Linked DNA regions of Homo sapiens: regions 1 and 2 are each linked to region 3. Evidence: chromatin contacts called from ENCODE Hi-C or POLR2A ChIA-PET data. All regions are on one chromosome and are shown on one strand. Each heading gives the region's core, a stretch centred on a gene start or an enhancer-like site at or near the end of the contact. The rest is flanking DNA. Distances are from core to core; before and after follow the strand shown.

Region 1 (3,587 bases), core at 1,035-3,534, 260 kb before region 3:
TGCCTATAGTCCCAGCTACTCGGGAGGCTGAGGCAGGAGAATGGCATGAACCTGGGAGGCGGAGCTTGTAGTGAGCTGAGATCGCGCCACTGCACTCCAGCCTGGGTGAAGGAGCGAGACTCCGTCTCAAAAAAAAAAAAAAAAGTTTCCAATTCCTCATGTAATGAATTGTAACAAGCCTCAGAAAAACTACAATGCACTTAAAACCAAAAGCAAAGCCAACAACCCCAAAACCCTCAAATAAGAAAGCCTGGTAAAATCAAAGTGTAACTAAATCCAGTACACCCTAATAACAGACGACATTATTAAAATAAATGGGGGGGAGAGATAACAGAGAAATAGAGATCACTTCTGAATCAAAAGTCAAATCAACTATACATAAAAGCCAACATCCCAAACATTGAAAACTCTACTGATATGAAATACTTTTTCCCATTCTGAAATATATGTATAGTATTACATTTAGTTAAGTGTTAAATACAACAGCTACCGAGAAAAGAAAATCAATTCTAACCAAAGACGGTCATTTCATCAGTGGGAAAAACACCGGCGGGTATGCCCTTCTCTCCCCTGCGGCATCCCAGCACCTGGAGCTAAGAGGAGCTGGACAGATGATACAGAGCTTGCTCGGGGGCTTCCCCTTACGAGGGCTCCCTAGGCAGAGGAAGGCAAGCGGTACTGAGTCTGAGAATCCTGCAGTGGCTGAGCATGGGGAGGGGTAGGTTCAAAGGCCCAGGAACAGGCACTGAGCTTTGGAGGAGCACAGGGAGCTGAGCCCACCCAGGGCAGAGGAGCTGAAGAGCAGAGAGGAGGAAGCTGGGTACTAAAAAAGGCCCTGAGTTTTAGGCTGGCGTCTACATCTGATCAGGAAGTCAGGAGCAGCAGGCAATACCACAGTTAAGAAAAGTTATCCTGACAAATTTGAGAATTATCAGGTTCAGAGCATTTGTTCTAGTTCGGGGTTTTCCAAAAAGACTACTGCACCCTAGATCTTGAGAGATGCACTCCTTATGAAATAAGGTTCCAAGTGGCACGCAGTAGCATAAGCCTGTAATCTCAGCTACTTAAGAGGCAGAAGCAGGAGGACTGCTTGAGGCCAAGAGTTCAAGTCCAGCCTTGGCAACATAGCGAGATTCCCATTTCTAAAAATAAAAATAAGGTTCCAAGGTCAAAAAGACATGGAACACACATCCTCTGCCCCCAACAGGTTTATAAATACATGCTAAAATCGCAAAGGCTCTAATGAGTCTTATAATTACAGGCCTATTCAATTCCCAAAGTTAGGTCAGCGGTTCCAAAGTCAGTCTTTGGAAATACAAGCCATAGGCTGCAAGCACTGATTGTAGCTTGCTCTGCTTTTCAAATGGGCAAGGCTACTGTGTGCTTCACTAGAGTGGGGAGCAATGAGGATTCAGGATTCTTTTTTGATTCTCCAGCGCAGTGGTTCTCAAAGTGTCATCCTCGAGGCGGCAATACACCAGGACACTTGCTCAGAACACAAACTCCCTCCGAGACGCCCAGAATCAGAAACTCCAGGGCAGCAGGGCAGAGCCTGTAGTCTGCATTTTACCAACCCCTCCAGGTGACACTGAGTGGCCTTATATTCTATTAGAGGGCTGGGCGCGGTGGCTCACACCTGTAACCCCAGCACTCTGGAAGGCGAAGGCGAGAGGATCACTTGAGGTCAGGAGCTTGAGACCAGCCTGGCCAACAGGGCAAACAAAACCTTGTCTCTACTAAAAATACAAAAATTAGCCTGGTGTGGTCGCGGGTGCCTGTAATCCCAGCTACTTGGGAGGCTGAGGCAGGAGAATTGCTTGAACCCGGGAGGCAGAGGTTGCAGTGAGCCGAGATCGTGCCATTGCACTCCAGTCTGGGCACGAGAATGAGACTCCATCTCAAAAAAAAAAAAAAAAAATTATATTCGATTAGAGGGTACTTTTTCAGTTATTTCTTCACCATCCAAAACAACACAGTCTGGGCAACACCTGAAAGGCAATGAACAGGAGCCAGTCAGCAGCTCCATGCCCACCCTAAGGAGGTGGGGCTCAGAGCTCACTACAGAGAATGGAGATAAAGGAACAAGGAAAACATCTGAAAGTCCAAGTCACCGCCCCCCACACCCACAATCCTAAATTCCAGGAAGCCAGTTAAAAATAATCCAGGAACAAGTTTCCCGATCAGGAGGAGTGCACAGACAGCGCAGTGCCAGCCCGGTGGGCTGAAGGCCCAGGGCTCCCTCTGCTCCAGCACCAGGCGGTAGGCATGGGGGTGGCAGCCAAGGTCAGCTACCTCCTCTCACGCAGACAACCGCCACCAAGAAGGCCCAGCCCCTCCGGCACAGGACCACAAGGACCCACACCGCCAGCTGCCCACCTTGCTGTGCCAGGCACGCTGCCAGCCAGAAGCACGCCAGGCTATGGGGGAAGGACCTGCCCTCAATGAAATGGAGATTTTTCTTTTCCTCAAAAAAAATGAATAACAATGAAACATGAACACACTCTTCTTTAAAGGTTAAAAACAAGGAAATAAAAACGCCCAAAACACCCTCTGTTCACAGCCCTGAACTCAGCTGTTTCATGGAGGCTGGAGGGACAATGTGACGGTCAGGAGGGCAGAGCTGTGTTGGGGATGTGGTGCAGGGAATCTGACACGCCAGGGAGCAGGCAGTCGGGAGGAAGGAAAAGAACACACATGCTGGCCTCCCAGTCAGGGCTTCCGCCCCAGTGATGCTGTTTTCTAGCCGAGGCCTTGGGCAGGTTTCATAAGCCTCGGTTTTCTCATCTGTAAAATTAGTCTGACAGCCATTCCCTCAGCAGAGACCCTGAGGGTTCACCAAGAGGCCTGGCCCTCACTGAAGAAAACTCAATCAAAGCAGTCCCCTTCCGACAAGGCTTCCCATGAAGGGCAACAAATTCCAAAGATGTTTATTTTCTAGACTGACATAAATCCAGCCATGCCACAGGCTCAGTCCTTCCACCTACCCACAGCAAGCAACAGGGAAGCAGGTGGGAGAAGAAAGCTCTGCTGCAGAACTGCTGAAGAAGTGAGGCTTTGTGCTACCAGCTTTTTCTGTGTGAATTACCTCTCAAGAAATATTTGGTACCAGGAAACTGCATCCATCACACATACCACAGGAACGCTCCTCAAGCAATACCTTTCTTCATCTGGAGTTCAAGTGGCAGTTTAATAACTTTGAAGTCACCACATTGAACACGCTTCCAAAGTTCGACGAAACTATACCTAAAATAACTGCGGGCTAAGGCTCAGTCCCAAGTTCCAGACTGTTTTTCATTTCTACTCAATGGTTCGTTGCTGTAAAATTCTACCCAAGAAAGTACTCTGTCCTTAAGCAAGAAATCACTTGAAGGCCATACCCCAAAGAAGAGCTTTCGCTGTTTAGATACGCACCCTTCAAGTCCTCCATCCATTAACATGCTATGGATTTATGGCCAGCGCTGTGCAGTGCCCCCAGCGCGCAGACACCACTGACTCTGCAACATGCAATCTGCTAACACATGGCCACTGGGACAGCCACATAACACCCAGGCCCTCTGACGGGCTATTCGGCATCTGTGGCACACGTG
Region 2 (3,680 bases), core at 431-2,930, 280 kb before region 3:
CAATAAACTTTTAAATTCTTTCAAGAGATATTTCTTATTTTTGACTTAGAAGCTGCCAATGTAATAAATGTACCAGATGCTGTCCCTACAGAATTAAATCATGTAATCCCCATCTCTTCAAAGATAAGGAAACCAGAACACAAAGGTGAGATGAACTGTAGGAAAGATTTGAACCAGTTTGTCTCAACAGCCTGTGCCCTCATCCATGACACTTTACCCTTTTACCATGAGGAAGTGTATTTTATCTGCACATCTAAACAGCACGCACTGGTATTACTGAAGCCCGGGGGTTAGCAGGGTGTATCACATAAATTCCGGGAAATGTGGAATAGAGTGAGCAATACTTTTCCACTCACTACTCCATTACTGCTGCTACAATATTTAGTTGAGAAAATAAAATCGTGCATTTCAAAGCAATCTCTTCCTTGGCACAGATCAAAGGACACAGAACACAAGTGAGTCAAAGCTCGTTCCATCTCCACCCGCTGTTCTCCAAGGGTCCACTAGGACTTTAACCATGGGCCGTTTATAACTCATTTCTTATCCCGACCTGAAGACAAAGGTTATTTACAAGACTGCGTTATTTTCTGGACATGGTAATCAGCTCTCATGATTTAATACTTTCTTGACATCACACTCCACCGACCCTAGCGCTGACTGATATGTCAGCCATTTTAAAGCATTGTAAATGGGACTTAAATAAGCAACGTTTTGGAAGGTGTGCAAACCTAAATAAATATTGCTGAGTAGGGACCATTCCAGCCAACTCTCTCGTCTGTTAAGGTAAAAAGGACTGACAAAAACAATACATTCATCCTATGCACAAACAACAACAACAACAACAAAAAAAACGGCCAATTGGTAGGTTCCAACTTCCTCCCAGCTCTGCCTTTTACTGATGGTAACCAGAACAGGGCCAGCCTCAAACTCCAGGGTCAACTCAAGTGACAACACAGTAACCCCTCATACTCACAGAGCACTCTGTGTTTTTCAGGAAACCAGCATATAAATATAAATGGCTTCCTAGACCCAAGAAACAGCCTACAAGGTAGTTCATGCACTTCAGATAAAGAAACACACATTAAAAATCATACAGCTGAGCCTAATAAATGCTCGGGTTTCCCGGTTCCTAGGTTCCTTTCCATATTAGTCCCTTGTTCCTGGAGTGAAAGTGACGGGAAGCAAAGCAGCCCACAGCCCTAGAAAGGCTGATGGTGCAATCTACTTTCTATGCGTTTGTCTTTTACTCTACTTTCTCCATCTACACGTCCAAGTACCAACGCTTACCCTGTATGTCCGTAAGAGGTCAGTTGAAATCTAGACCCCCTCATTTCCAAACAACACCAGAACACGCGGCCTGACAGGAACGGGTGTATTTGTGGAGACGATGGGACGGAGTACCAAGTCTCAGATCCACCACTTCCTGTAGCAGAAAACAGCAGCCAGCTAGCGTGGACCTGGAAGGCCCAAAGACTGAAGCCTCCGGGGGCTTACAGGTGCCAGCAAAGGCCAAGGGAGGGGGGAGAGGCCGCAGCTCCGCTCCGGCTGGGAGGAGACCAGTCATGCCATCCTCCAAAGTTTACAGCTTCGGGAAAATCCTCTCTATCCAAGTGTCCCCACAGAGTTGTTTTTTTCCCCAAAAAAAGAGAACTAAACACTTGAAGGGCAAACCAAATGAATAATTCAACCAATGTGCTCCCGCGGCTGGACCTGACAGGAAGTCTGCATACATTTACTTAACTGCGGCTCTCTCAGTACAACTCAACTTTGATTCGGCACTCAGATTTGAGAAACCTCGACCCTCCAGAAGCACCAAGCAAAAAAGGTCTCCAAGCACAAACACAGCTGCCCCAAATTCCCGGTCTGCCCAAACTGCACCTCTCAGAGTGGGGCCTCAGTCCTGCTCTCAGAACATTCTGGTGCGTAATAAAGGCACACACTACGAAAGGTCAAACAGCTGGTCTCCATCAACAGCAGCTGAGAAGCAGCAGGTGAGGCCAGGGTGGGCGCGGACCCGAAGACGCGGGTCTGATCGCTGCAGAGAGACAGAGAATACAGAGAGAGGGGAGGCAGCAACAGGAGACCCCGCACTGGGGCCCGGAAGCCCTCTACTCCCAAGTGGCCCCCAAGGATGGTGCTGAACTATGGTAGGACGCAGGACACCCCTCGACTGCAAGAGAGGAGCTGCCAGCCGCCCCGAGGGTGAAGCCTGCAGATGCGGTGCCGGTCATCAATGGCTTCTATTGAACGGATCACCGCCAGAAGCTGCCATCCACGACTCAGTATCCGGCAGACTCGGTCACCCACACGCATAAACCACATGCTATACAAAAGAAACTTGATTTTACTTCTGGGTCTTTTTTGATCCTAGGCTTCATAAGAACAGCACACAATGTAAATTGGCAAGTGTGAGTATCCTGGCTCTAATTTGGAGTCATGTTAGTGGACCTCAGGTTTAAAAATAGCTATGAAGAGGCTTCTAGTAAAAGCCATTAAATGAAAGGTGCATTTACGTTAGGCTGCTGTGGCCCACGCTGAAGTTAATAAAGGAAGGAGAGTGAGAAGAAAAGTCCATCTGCAATAAAACTAGGAACTACTCTCACCTGAACCCACAGATGACAAAGACTACCTGCCGGGCACAATGACCTCTGCCCCAGGCTGAGGCGACAACTGAGAACACAGCAGGACCTTAGGCCAGCACAGGGGCAGGAGGCTCTGAAACTGAGGTGGCAGGTACGTTCCCGTGGCCCAACTGCAGACACAGAAGTCCCCAGCAGGCCTGGCCCACGAGGGCATCTCCACTTCCCTAACCAGGAAGGTTTCCTGGAAGAGAGGCCAGCTTTGCACTGTGGGCCCCAGGCAACTGGGCCCTGACCCTGCATCTGGGAAGCAAGGGCCCTACTGGGAGTGGCGCAGCCCCCCTGGAGTATCTCATCCCGCCGGGTAGAGCAGGCAGAGGCACAGCCAGCCGGCAGAAGGCAGGGCAGGCCGGAGAGGAGAGGACAGAGCCGCCCGCCCCAGGAGGCAATGCTCCCCACCCTCCAAGCCGACCTGAGGCCAGGGTACATGGCAGGTCCCCTCCTAAGCCAAAGAATCCACACCGAGGCATGCGGAGACGCCTCTACAAGGAAAGACAGTGGTGAAAAAGAAAACAAGCAAAAGGAAAATATTTCCGAATTCCCAAGGGAGAGGGGAAACATTTCAGAAAAATACTCTCAACTCTCAAAGAAATTACAGACAATTCGGAGCACCTTTTAAGTCTCCAAAAAGCATTAACACAGCTAGAGATGAAGGTAATAAAAATCATTATCAAAATAAACATCACATTAAAAGCAGCAAAAAGTAGAAAACAATGACAAAAAAGCATATCATCTGAAGAATGGAAGCGCTAAAAAGATGGAAAAGTGATCAGAAAAGATGTTCCATACCTGAAAATGAAAATAAGCAAAAGGCAAAAACCCCACTTCCAGTTAGTTTATCCTAGGGAAATAGACAAGTGAAAAGATTCATATGTCCAAAGTTTTCCAAAAATGTTTTTAAAGCTGCAAACTACCTAGGTAGACATCAATGTAAAATTAATGACAGGAATTGGTGCCCTTTTGGTTGAGGGACAGGCGTACTCCTGCACACATTCAAAGAAAACATGTGGAATGAGGTACACTGAGATGTTAACAGTATGT
Region 3 (3,594 bases), core at 12-2,511:
ACTCTCAAGTCTGGGTCTGTCTAGTAAACATTATTAATTTGATCCCTTAACCATAAACATCTAGAGGCTCAGAATGCCTGACCTTCTGGGAAGGCAGCCCAGCAAGTCCCAGCCTCATTTTCCTAGCCCTCACTCAAGATGGAGTCAGTCTGGTTTGAACACCTCTGACAATGGGATGAGAGCTGCAACAAGAAGCAGAGTGTTGCCTGGTTCGGCCTCAGCTGGAAACATAGTTGAGTGGTAAAATCTTTTGATGCTCTGTACATATCCCTGAATGACCACAAAAGTACCAAGGAGTATTGATTTGGAGGCTACAAAGAAATTTCAGCAGATAGGTGGATAATGAGGATCACCTGTACTTTCTACTTTTCCCTCTGGAGCTCCTCTGGGCCCTGTTCTCCTGGGCTCTGCTCTGAGAAGCAGACACTGCAGGACTCGTGCATGGTGACTTCCTGTCTGGTTGCTGTTGAGTTTGGCCAAGGATAGGCCCCAGTAGGAGGCTGGGGGGCAGGAGGAGAGTGAGGTGGGCAGTTACTCCTTTCCTCCCTGCGTGGGTGCCCTCAGGAGTCCTTTACTAAAAAGCTCACAGGTCCTGCCAGGTGGTCCTTCTATGTAATTTCTCCCTTTCTCCCTAAGGTTAAGGGGTGACGCCCAGCTGCTGCTAACCTCGGGGCACTGCAACATCCCTTGTTGGCTTCCCTAAACCCTCTCTGAACTTTTAAAAACAGTTCCTTTCTTAGACTTTCTTCAATCTCCCAACTATGCTACCTGCATCCTTCCAGGACCTTGGTACTGCATTCGTTAACAAGGGAGGGATCTCAGAACTACATGGGCCATGGGGAATTTTGACACCACAGGAAACTCTGAATTCTTCAATCTACACAGGCTCAGTCTTGCAAAACAAAATTGTGAATAGGAATTGGAGGTTTCTCTTTATTAATCAAAAGCAGCTGGAAAGGAGTCTGCTCTTCGGCTCAGAATCAAGGAAGGTGGAATTGGTGCCAATAAAAACTCATCTGAGACCTGCTGCTAAGAGAATTGAGTATTTTTAGGTAGCGTCCCTTAAAGTCACTTTAGAGAACATCTCAGGCATTTAATTATATCTAATAATGTAGATGAAAAGGGCAATGATTTTTATTCAACTGTGTTATACACTTATCTCCCACCAGATTTTCCCCAAAGTCCTTCCTCTCTGGCAGAGATTTTCATCTCTCTTTTTCTTGCAACATCCTGGCAGCCAATGCAAAAACGTGCCTGGTAATTTCTGCTTTCCTGTCTTTTAGAACATGTTAGTCTTTCTGCTTCCCGTTAGTTTCAATCTGGATGTGCAAGGCTTGCTCAGGACTTTATAACCCTGCTGTGTCACATCCTAATCACCACAGATTGTCATGTACTATGGACCTTGTTAAAGATTTACTAAGTTTATGCTTCAAGGACAAGGTGACGAATCCGTCTTCTGAAAATAGCTGATAAAGGGGTCCTTGTCACAGGCTTAGTTATTACTTAGAGGGGACTCCATTCACAATTTCCCCAAGGCTGTCTGCACTTGATTTCACAGGCTAATTCATTAGGCTCTAACATAATAACTATCTCAGCCTGTTACTCAATCAGATGAGCAAATGCAAGCTTCATTTTATCAGCTCTGCAGGATAGGTCACTAAAAATAGTCTACTTTCCAATCTTTAATTGTTCCTGGCATCGTTGCTTTCCTTATCTAATTCCAAACAAAATGGTACACTCCAGAGGTCTGACTCGGCAGAGGTGCCAGGGTGGTTTCTGCAAGGAGACAATGCAGTCATGCCTCTTCTCAGAGAAAAACTCAGTTGAAATTCGCCTGAAGTGAGGAGTTCAAAGCCAAGAGTATGTGGGCCTTGATCCTTCAGTGGCAGGTTTCATATTTGAGAGTAAAAAGTAAAACAAACAAACAAACAAACAAACAAAAAAGACCATCCACCCAGGCCTTTCAAGGTGGAGAAACAGCAGAACTGTTAAAACCACGTAATAACCAATCTATTTCTTTTTTTGTAGGATACCTAGAAAACTTTATTGGGGTTTAAATTATCTTAATATTTAAACATGAAGTACACTCAATATGTTATCCTTTTAATTCATGCTTAGTTTTTAATTTTGAGGACCATTTGAGACTAGACAATTTACAACAGTGGTTCTTAAACTTTTTGAGCTCAAGACCCCTTCGTAGATTTTAAGAATTATTGAGGACCTCAAAGTTTATGTGACTGTTCTCTCTCAATATTTACAATACTAGATATGAAAACTGAAACAAAATTAAGATTTACTTATTAATTTAATGAAAACAATAAGCCTATTACATATTTTAAAAATAGCATTTGTAAATAAAAAAGGATATTTTTTCCAAAAAAAAAAAGAGTGAAGAGTAGTAGTATTTTCCATTTTTACAACTCTCTTTACTGTCTGATTTTGCAAGATAAGCCCAAATGTGCATCCATTCTGCACACAGCCTGTTTGACAGGCTGTTTGGGTCATTGCGTACAAAGAAAACCCAGCCTCATAGACATTCAGTAGCAAGAGTACCGCCTCAAAGACTCACTGAAAGGTTCCAGGACCATGTTTAGAGAACCACTGACTTATGGCCTAGCTCATGTCATGAGGATGTGTGTTCAAGGGCCTGCCTCCCTGGCATGAGAATGGTTAAAAGCCCCAGTATCAACCGTATGCCACACCGCTGTGGCCCTGGAAATCAGGATGAAGCAGGTGCAGCAGAGGCGGAAGAGACTGACTCCTTTCTTGGCTTGCTCTTTCACTCCATGGGAGAAATTGGACAACTTCAATTTCCTTAAAACATGGGCAGGATTAAAAAGCTTTCCCTCAGCTGTTTCATTCTGCCCTGGGCTGAAGGGAGGCAGGTACACACAAAGAACCCTTCAGGCAGATAGGCATGGAAAAGGAAACAGAGTGAATGAGTGAATGCCAGCAGAAAACTGGCATTTATTCAAATATCTAGTTTTATGTCAAAACTCGCCAGTTACAGATAAGTGGCTGCAAGGCTAACCTGTTTTAGCAAGAAACTGGAATTTGCAGACATTGCTACGGTGATCTAATGTCAAACTTGCTGGTCTCTGTAGGGGGTGCGACAGGGTGGTCCTGTTTCCTAAGGGCCCATAGGACCTGCGCCACAGCACACAAGCGGAGGCAGGGACCAAGGCCCTAGACAGGGGTTGCTATGACCAGGACCCGAGTCTGGCCTCTCATGCCTTTGAGTTTGCCCTGGGGATATGACTGGTGCTGGAGACATTAATTTAAAAGTCAGATTAAAACTAAGAAAACTCATGAGCCAGAGAAATTAACTGCTATAAAGAATGAGAAACTTTATGACCAATATATTGGAACTTTTACCGGATGTGCTCAAGCACTGAGCCTCACTTCATTACAATCTAGCCCCTCATGATCTCTTTCCAAAGAAAGGAGACACTCCTAGAAGGGGAGAACGGCAGAAGCTTTTGCTGCTCTGCATCAGTTGTCTGGAGAATCATCTCAGTTAGAGCTATGTGTATAAGTAGCAGCTACAGGGAGGAAAAAGCCCTGGTCTGATGCACTAGCAATGCAAACAGCAGG

What was found. Hi-C counts contacts between places; a loop is a spot of excess contacts on that map. ChIA-PET counts read pairs that join two places held with the same protein, here RNA polymerase II (POLR2A).
Region 1: a map of heart left ventricle shows a loop between it and region 3 (4-fold over the local background). The contact joins two enhancer-like sites. A Hi-C loop is called at or near these places in 1 of 168 maps with a recorded cell type or tissue (heart left ventricle). POLR2A ChIA-PET finds 5 or more read pairs at or near these places in 4 of 52 experiments (AG04450, BJ, GM12878 and 1 more).
Region 2: a map of CD8-positive, alpha-beta T cell shows a loop between it and region 3 (2.2-fold over the local background). The contact joins two enhancer-like sites. A Hi-C loop is called at or near these places in 1 of 168 maps with a recorded cell type or tissue (CD8-positive, alpha-beta T cell). POLR2A ChIA-PET finds 5 or more read pairs at or near these places in 2 of 52 experiments (GM12878 and T-cell).

Annotation. Positions count from the first base shown.
Region 1 is chr13:98,563,732-98,567,318 of GRCh38, forward strand. All of the region lies in intron 1 of STK24 (serine/threonine kinase 24), which reads right to left. Among named protein-coding and RNA genes, the nearest start is that of STK24, 12 kb to the right of the region's middle. Within about 2 kb of position 2,285, at least 24 of the 41 ENCODE cell types and tissues checked have a DNase peak (open chromatin) inside an H3K27ac peak, as active enhancers do.
Region 2 is chr13:98,541,556-98,545,235 of GRCh38, forward strand. All of the region lies in intron 1 of STK24 (serine/threonine kinase 24), which reads right to left. Among named protein-coding and RNA genes, the nearest start is that of STK24, 34 kb to the right of the region's middle. Within about 2 kb of position 1,681, at least 10 of the 41 ENCODE cell types and tissues checked have a DNase peak (open chromatin) inside an H3K27ac peak, as active enhancers do.
Region 3 is chr13:98,820,755-98,824,348 of GRCh38, forward strand. All of the region lies in intron 45 of DOCK9 (dedicator of cytokinesis 9), which reads right to left. Among named protein-coding and RNA genes, the nearest start is that of DOCK9-AS1, 9.5 kb to the right of the region's middle. RefSeq lists an enhancer at 92-592. Within about 2 kb of position 1,262, at least 7 of the 41 ENCODE cell types and tissues checked have a DNase peak (open chromatin) inside an H3K27ac peak, as active enhancers do.